Linked DNA regions of Homo sapiens: all the other regions are linked to region 1. The links are chromatin contacts, found by Hi-C or POLR2A ChIA-PET in ENCODE. All regions are on one chromosome and are shown on one strand. Each heading gives the region's core, a stretch centred on a gene start or an enhancer-like site at or near the end of the contact. The rest is flanking DNA. Distances are from core to core; before and after follow the strand shown.

Region 1 (2,700 bases), core at 67-2,566:
AGGTTCCTTGGTTCTGGATTACTTCTGATGGAGGCTGAATGTCCCCCACAGGGCCTGGCCACTTCCATCGGGATAAATGGCTACAGTGAATGTTTGCCTCTTTTCTGCCGCCCAGTTTCTTAGCCAACCCTTTTCTCGTCATCACCACAAAATCACAACAGACGCCAACTGTGTGTATGTGGAATCCCTAGTAGGAACTGATGTAACTGAAAAGGCAAGAAGGGGGTTGAGTCCCCTCCTACCTGGTGCTGCAGAGAGTACCTGCTTTACGGCCAGAGGAGGAAACACTCTTCCACTTAGCTTCTTTACCTGCACAACAAGGAAGATAAAGAGGAAAGGTCATTAAGTGCAAGACAGCAAAGCTGGTTAATGGCCCTAAGAAGGTCATGTACTTAGCAGGCATTGGAAACCAAGAAGAGCTGGGAGGCCTGGTCTTATCAGTAACACACATGTGCACATCACAGTTTGGTTCTGCTAATCACAGCAGTGGGACCCTCCGCACCTGTCTGGGTCAAGGACCACAGGGTGCACCAGCCCGCAGGGCAGAAAATCATTTCACCATGTTGAGCAGCATTCTTGCAGCCAAGCATGCTCCATTCGAAGGGAGAAAAATGACACTTCCCCTCCCATTGTCACGGGGCGAGTGTTTGGGACTCTAAATCCCATTGTCCTCAGCTTAATTCTGGGTAGGTCACGCTGAGCACGGCGCCACAGGCCACAGAGCTGTGCACCGCCCGGCCTCAGGTCCAGGCGAGCTCACAGCAGAAGGGCCAACGGGAGGCAGGGAAGACCGGACTGAGGTGGGGCCGCTGTGTGTGGAGCAGTACACGGGCTTTCTACTCGCAGACGCACGTCGCGGGTACACGCGCTTAGAAGGAGCGGAGCCGAGACCCTGCCGACAGCAGGGGACAGGAAAAGGCGCCTCGGTCGCGCCCCGCACGAGTTCCCAGCCCCACATCCAGGGAAACCCCAGCCCTCAGGTACCGTCCGCAAGAAGGCTGAGCACACAGGCTCCCGCAGCATGGGCCCTGGCACCTGTCAGCCCCGGCAGGTCTCACGGCCTCCGGAACCATGGACCCTGCGAGTCGTGGGTGTCTAGGGCCGACTCCGGCTTTTCGCCACAGGAATGAACAGTCCTCTGCTTCCCCGAGACCCAGCGAGGCCACCGGAGCCAGGACGATGGGCTCCCAAGCAAGGAGACGTGGGCCGCTGTGAGAAGAGGGAGCGCCTGGCTAGTGTCCAGGCTGCAAGGTCGTTGCCGCTAACTCCGGGAAACCAGTGGCCAGTGACAGGTGTTAGCGGTCTATAACTCTTCCGCTTTCATACAGCTCCCGTCATCCCTTTCACGAAGAACGTACGTGGGCGCGCAATCACGCATGTATGCACACCACGCACGTACGCGGGAGGCACGTACTCAGCCATGCATATAGACAGCAAACATTATGAATCTCGCATTCTCGAAGACACGCACTGACGACATCACGCACGTACGCACGCCCTGGCTGCTAGGAGACGCTATTCTCTTTACCTGGCCCTGATGCGCGCCAGCCAACCAGGCCAAGGCCAGGGGACCTCGAGACCGGCAGCCTCGACGAAGAACCGGAAGGAGGAAAAGGAACGGGAGGGAGGAAGAGTAAGTGGAAGGGTGGGACGAGGACACCAGGCAGGAGTTTTGGGCCCAGAGCTGCTATACCAGCAGGGAGGAGCTGGGAGAAACCGCTGGGGAGGGGGTGGAGGCGGGGCTGAGAGGAGGAGGGCGGAGCTGGGGGAGGGGCCGAGCGGGACTGACAGAAACAATTGGGGGCTGGGTTGAGGGCGGGGCTGAGATAAGAGGCGGGGTGTGGGGCAGGGCCGGGCGGGGCTGAGAGAAACCATTGTGGGCAGGGCCGTGGGAGAGCTGAGCGAGGAGAAGCTGCAGGAAGAGCTCGCGGACTCTTGAGAATCAGCAGGGGGAGGCAGGTGTCCGCTGAGAGAAGGAGGGAGGGGGAGAAAGAAATCACTGGGAGGGGCTGGGGGCGGGGTTTTTAAAGCAGCTGCGTGAGAAGTAGGGCGGGGCTGGGAGAGGCGGGGCTCTGGGGGGGCTGAGAATGCTGGGGAAGGTTTGGGGGCGGGGCTTTGGAGGCAGCCACAGGAGAAGCAGGTCGGGGCTGCGGGCGGGGCTCGGGGTGGGGCGGGGCTGAGAGAAACTGCTGGGGAGGGGGCCGAGGGCGGGGCTTTGGGAGCAGCCGCGGGAGAAGCGGGGCGGGGCAGGGAGGGGAGGGGCGGGGCAGGGAGGGGCGGGGCTGAGAGAAACTGCTGGCTGAGGTCGGGGCTTTGGAAGCAGCCCCGCGAAGAGCAGGGCGGGGCAATGGGAGAACTGAGCGAGGAGCAGCTGCGGGAGGACCCCTCGGACTCCTGAGAACCAGCTTAGGGGAGCGGGGGCTTGGGGAGGTGTAGGGTGGAATCACGAGAAAGCTCTGTGGGAGGGCCTGGTGCACAGCTCAGCTGCAGCGTGGAGCTGAGGGAAAGCCGGGCGTTCCTGGAGGAGGAGCAGGGCGGGGCTGTGGCAAAGAGGTGTGGGAGCAGATGGGGCGGGGCTGCGGGAAATTGCTGGAGAAGGGGGAGCCAAGCTGGAGTAAGGCTGGCGGGTGAGAATGGTGGGGGAGGAGCTAGTGCAGAGCTGGAGGAAAGAGCTGAAAGGTGCTGGGGTGGGCAGAGGGG
Region 2 (2,700 bases), core at 148-2,647, 3.9 Mb before region 1:
AAACAAAAAAGAGGGAAAAAAACGCTTAAAAAAAAATCCCAAAGCCTTTGACAGCCCTCAGCTACCAGAAGGGCCTGAGGCAGCAGCCACGTGGAAGGGTAGAGAGCAACCTTGAGGCACTTCGCTGGGCCTGTGTCGGGGCCTCCCAGGCTGAGGTCCCTTCCTGTGACCCCCGGACTCCTGCCCGCTCCCTCCTCCCAGGACGGAGTGAAGTCCCCTCCTGTCACTTGGATGACTGCAGTTGCCTCCCAGCAGGTCCCTGGGTCTCCCTGACTATAGACTTGCCCCCTGATCCCACCCTCCAGGAGATGGCAGGGTAGGGCACAGAGGAGGGCACAGTGGCAGCTGCCTGCTGCTGTCTCCTGGCTACTGGGCACAAGCCACCCTCCAACTCCTTCCTGCCTTGCCCAATCAGCAGGTCCCTGGGTAAGGGGCATTCAGTGAACTGGGGGCTTTGCAGGTCTGGGGGAGGAGCGACTGACATATTTCATTGCAGACGCATTGAGTTTGAGGGTCCTGAGGGATGTAGAAAAATTTGTTAAGTAGACAGGATAGGAAGGAGCCACAGGTAGCCCCAGGAGCCGTGAGGGGAGCAGGGCCCAGCATGTATTACAATAGTGAGCATTTACGTGGTTCTTCGCATGCGCCGGGCACTGTTCTAGGGATTCCACAGGAATTATTACCGCCTGCCATCCTCATTAGCAACCCAGTGGGTAAGGTGCTCTCATTAGCTCCATTAGGTGAGGGCAAAGAGGCACAGAGAGGTTAGGTAACTGGTTCAAAGGCACACAGCTGGTGAGTGACAAGAAATTTCCTTCTAACTACAGCGTGAGCATGGTGAAGAGAAGACGGAGCCCCGCGCTGGGAGAGGAACGCTTCAGTCCGAGTTCCATTCTGCACCCAAGGCTCCCCTTGGTCCTCCTGGGAACCAGGGTGCCCCTTAGTGGTGGTGGCCCAGGAGAACCCGACCAAGGCAGGAGCGCCCCCTCCTGGAAGAGCCTCGCTTCAACGCATCATCATTCCCGGCCGGCAGCAGGGGCGACGCCAGCAAGGCCTGCGACTCAGAGCCAGCTTGGCCCGTTCGCCCCGCCCCTTCCCGGTGTCCGCCCCGCCCCTTTCCCGGTGTCCGCCCCGCCTCCTTCCCGGTGTCCGCCCCGCCCCCTTCCCTGTGTCCGCCCCGCCCCCTTCCCTGTGTCCGCCCTGCCCGCTTCACTGTGGTCCTGCCTCTGGGTGGTGCCGGGGCGGGGGGTGGGAGCCCGGGGCCCGCGCAGGCGGAGATGTCGCCCAATGGGAAGGGTCGGTCGGGAAGGGGGTGGGCGCAGGCGGGTGGGCGGGAAGAACGCTGGAGGTTGATTGGCGGTCTTGCCGGCCAGTGAAGCCAGGGCATGGGCGGGGCGCGGCTCGGAGCGCGAAACATGGCGGGGCAGGACGCTGGCTGCGGCCGTGGCGGCGACGACTACTCAGAGGACGAGGGCGACAGCAGCGTGTCCAGGGCGGCTGTGGAGGTGTTCGGGAAGCTGAAGGTGCTGTTGGCCCAGAAAGCCACTCCAGGGCGGGGGACCGGGGAGGGCCCCGCCCGAGGCCCGGGAGGGCTTGCTGCGGAAGTCCGCGGCGCCACGCGGCCACCGTCGCCGGTTCCGGCTGCGCCCTGTTCCCTTGCAGCAGGGGGTGCTTGTGGATCATTCATCTTTGCCCTTTGGTGTGCCCCAGGCCTTCGTTCTTGCTGTCTCCACGGCCCGTGCCTGGTAGTTGGGGCCAGCACCGCCTGTGGAACTGCAGTACCCGCGCTGGGCGCTCGGAGCAAGTGCAGACACAGAGGACCCAGGCCTGGCCTTAGGGATCTTGCGGGGTCTGGGGGGACAGATGGGCAGAGCCTCGTGCCACTCTGTCAAGTCAGCGAGACTAGGGCTTGGTGTCAGTTGGTGTCAGATGCCAGGGGTGATAGCCTCCAGAAGCCCTCTACAGCCCCACAGGACAGAGCCCTCACTGCAGCAGTGAGGAAAGCTGGCCCACGAGGTTAGGGAGCTGTCCCAGGTCCCCTCGGCCCGCTCGCTCCTCCCCCCAGACACTCCCCCATCCTGTCCGCGACTGGCTCAGTGGTCCCTCTCCCTTTCCCTCTCCCCTTTCCCTCAGTCCCGAAACCTAGGACTCTCTCTTAAGTCTTAGTCTCAGGCGTTGCTCCTAGGTCCTGCTGCCACAAGAGCCCAGAGTGGGAGTACTTGAAAGAGGTGGGGTCTGCATGCCGCGGGAGATGTGGGGTTAAGAATGGGGGGACTTGAACTCTTGGCAAGATGGCAGGACGCGGGTAAAGGAAAGGGTCCTGGGAGCTTGCAGATGTACACTGAGGACTGGGCGCGGCGGCCCACGCCTGTAATCCCACCACTTTGGGAGGCTGAGGTGGGCAGATACCTGAGGTCAGGAGTTTGACACCAGCCTGGCCAACATGGTGAAACTCCGTCTCTATTAAAAATACAAAAATTGTCCGGGCGTGGTGGCGCATGCCTGTAATCCCCCAGCTACCCTGGGAGCTGAGGCAGGAGAATTGCTGGAACCCAGGAGGTGGAGGCTGCAGTGAGCCGAGATCATGCCACTGCACTCCATCCAGGCTGGGCGACAGAGTGAGACTCCGTCTCAAAAATAAATAAATAAATAAAATGAAATGATGTACACTGGGACTTTCAGTGAATGTTGCTTTCCTTT
Region 3 (2,741 bases), core at 69-2,568, 4.4 Mb before region 1:
TACTTCCGAGACCAGCTGCTGGAAGTCCAGGTCCTGGGTCTGGCTAGCTCCCAGGCCTTGAAGCCCCAGGTCCTGCAGACACACACGACGACGTGTTCGAGAAGGGCCTTGGTACTGGGAGAAGGGGGCGGGGAGCTGAGGGAGTGTTTTTTTCCTTCTGGGCAAGAGAATTAATTGCTCACAGTTGAAAGGCAGGAAGTACCCGCACAGCCTCCCCTCCCCAGATCTGCAGGTCAAGGTCATGTGTGCCCGCATTTGCACAGAGCCTGACTCTGACATCCGTGCACACACACGCCTAGTACCCCTGCACTAGTGCCCCCACGCCCGCCTTCGGAACACACGCCTGGTGCCCAAGTGCCTTGCCTCTCTCCCCACATCTATACCCCAGGGATTTCCCTCCCACCAAATTGAAGCCAGTTGTCTGCTTGGCTTGTCAACCGCCTCCCGCCTCCCGCCTTCCCGATTTCCCGGAGAAAAGCTGCTGCCCTGTGGTAGAGGGTGGAGGAAAGCCCCACCACCCCTGGATGAGGGGGGCCCCAAGACTTGCCCCCAGGGTAGCTAAGACCTCACTCCGAGGGGGCTGCCCCCCTCAGGCCTATGACGGGCAGGTGCAGCTGCAGGGGAAGGGAGGCAGAGCAGTCTCTTCCGGCAGCAGGAAGTGGTAACCGCCTATGGGGAAATTGTGGGGCTGAGCAGAAGGGGAACCGGAGCTGAACTCTCCTCCCCTACCAAGGGGGCCTGGAGGGAACGGCAGCCAGCTGCTGAGGTTCTGCTCTCTGGTGCTGACCTTCCTTCCCCCTCCCCTCTGAACTTCCCACCCCAGCTCTCAAGGCTCCCTGGGGCTCCCTGGGCCTCTCTGGGGGCTGACTTGGGAAGGGAGGACCCCATCGGATGTCTGGGGGAAGGAGGCAACCCAGGGGGAGTCCAGAGCCTGGGGCAGCAATGGTGTTCATGGCCACTGGTACAGTGGGCCAGCGGCCCCGCTGTGAATGGTACAGTCTGGCAGTGGTGACCAGGGACAGCCTTCTGGAGGTGGTGGGATGGCAGCCTGGGATGCCAGCTTACGTTGGGGCTCTCACACCTGCTCCGGCTGCTTGGCAGCGGGGCTTTGGGCACAAGGCAGCCTAGGTGCAGGCCCAATGGGAGGGGACGGCAAGGCCGGGGCACAGTGGGGCTGGAAGGGGCGCCCTGCCCCCCCAGGAGCCCCTCGCGGGCAGTGCCAGCCCTGGGCCGCCCCGCCCCACCGGGAGCCGCGCTGGGGGCGGGGCTGGGCGGAGCCCGCGCAGGGTGCTGGCCGCAGCGCCCCCAAGTCCCGGCGCCGGGCCCGCTCACGGCCGCGTGGGAGCAGTGGGGTTCGACGGCGCGGCCGCGAGGCCGCCATGGCCGCTCACGGGAAGCTGCGGCGGGAGCGGGGGCTGCAGGCTGAGTATGAGACGCAAGTCAAAGGTGAGAGGGCGCCGGGCGCTCCCGGCCCGTTTCCTGCGGAGAACCCAAGGTCGTGAGGGAGCTCCAAGCGTCCCCGCGCTGGCCCAGGGCCCGATGCTCTCCCCAGCGACCTCTGGAGCGGGGGTGGAGGAGGGAGCCTGAGCCCCTTGCCTGCCTCCCGACGCCCATTTGGCCTCAACCGCCTGCCATTTTCCCTTCCTTCTTTCCTGTCTTCCTTCCTTTGGTCTCTGTCCTCCTTGGGTCTACCGCTTCTCACCCAAGGTTCAGTGGAGACACTGGTGGCCGCTGGTAAAAGAGAGCCAGATGCACCAACGTGCCCCTCAGAAGGCAGTATTTTAGCTACAGTGAAGTCAACCAGCTTGATTGGGCTGGGGGGTGAGTAAGGGAGTCCGGGTGAGTGGATTGGTGGAGATCACCTGGCCGTAACCCCACTGCAGTCCCTGGAGCTTCAGCACCTTTTGCCTCCCTTTAGCACTGAGGGGGAGCAGAGGCGAGGGCCACTGTCTCTGGGTCAAGCTGGCGCAGTGAGTCTTGGTTGAGAGATTTAACAGGGCTGGCTTCTCAGCCTTCTGAAATTGAACCTCTGGGTTCTGATAAACACCCATGTGCAAATCACATGCAAATCAGCTTTGCAAATTCTTAGCCAATAGCTTGTGCCCATCTTATTCAGGGCATGGTAACTCTTGCAAAGGAAAGAGGCAGCAGCTCAGTGCCAGCAGCTCGTCCATATCACTCTCAATCACTCCATTTTACCAATTACGGAAACAAGCTCAGAGAGGTGCAGTGACTTGCCCGTGGTCATACAGCACTGCAACTTCTAGGACGTAGAATGCAATGACCCTTGAAGTGCCTTTGAACCCAGAGATGTAGGTTCTAACATCATTATTCAGTGCAAGCAATTTATACCAAAGTATGCTCCAGTCCTCCTTTGGAAAAGGCAGCCTGTGTCCAGAGCCAGCTTGAGGTGACTACACAGGGTGAGCCAGCTTTCCAAGCCTCGCCATCATCTTGCTCAGATGGAGGTAATGATCTCCATCCTGCTTCCCCAAAATGCCATGAAGCTGAAAGACTTGGAAAACTTCAGTCAGCAAATATGGGTCAGTGATTTCACACTGAAAAGTTGGGGTTTCGAGCACGACTGTCTAAGGGTTCCTCACTTGCTCTGGGTCTGCATCCCACACCCTGGAAAAGCTTCCTACCATTCTACAAAGTGGGGTCACTGTCTTGACACCCTAAATTCTCAAAGGTCAGCATAGCGGTGGTTTTGGAGACCATCTTTTCTTCTGTTTTGCTTG

The links. Hi-C counts contacts between places; a loop is a spot of excess contacts on that map. ChIA-PET counts read pairs that join two places held with the same protein, here RNA polymerase II (POLR2A). Pooled maps may share reads with other maps.
Region 2: a map of naive thymus-derived CD4-positive, alpha-beta T cell shows a loop between it and region 1 (18-fold over the local background). The contact joins the promoter of HAUS7 here to the promoter of EOLA1 in region 1. A Hi-C loop is called at or near these places in 1 of 168 maps with a recorded cell type or tissue (naive thymus-derived CD4-positive, alpha-beta T cell) and 6 of 50 pooled maps. POLR2A ChIA-PET finds 5 or more read pairs at or near these places in 1 of 52 experiments (activated B cell).
Region 3: a pooled map shows a loop between it and region 1 (19-fold over the local background). The contact joins the promoter of ARHGAP4 here to the promoter of EOLA1 in region 1. A Hi-C loop is called at or near these places in 1 of 37 single-sample maps with no recorded cell type and 2 of 50 pooled maps. POLR2A ChIA-PET finds 5 or more read pairs at or near these places in 2 of 52 experiments (OCI-LY7 and activated CD8-positive, alpha-beta memory T cell).

Annotation. Positions count from the first base shown.
Region 1 is chrX:149,539,628-149,542,327 of GRCh38, reverse strand. EOLA1 (endothelium and lymphocyte associated ASCH domain 1) reads right to left here and starts at 1,316. Exons shown (of 5, transcript NM_001171907.3): 1 at 985-1,316; 2 at 243-309. EOLA1-DT (EOLA1 divergent transcript) reads left to right here and starts at 2,576. Exons shown (of 10, transcript NR_027455.5): 1 at 2,576-2,627. RefSeq lists an enhancer at 766-975 and silencers at 1,723-1,913, 1,946-2,015, 2,026-2,335.
Region 2 is chrX:153,469,273-153,471,972 of GRCh38, reverse strand. HAUS7 (HAUS augmin like complex subunit 7) reads left to right here and starts at 1,397. Exons shown (of 10, transcript NM_001385482.1): 1 at 1,397-1,523. The coding sequence starts at 1,416. RefSeq lists enhancers at 868-1,162, 1,676-1,775, 1,926-2,105 and a silencer at 1,036-1,345.
Region 3 is chrX:153,924,841-153,927,581 of GRCh38, reverse strand. It overlaps ARHGAP4 (Rho GTPase activating protein 4), which reads left to right and starts at 1,318. Exons shown (of 22, transcript NM_001666.5): 1 at 1,318-1,446. The coding sequence starts at 1,380. RefSeq lists a silencer at 974-1,563.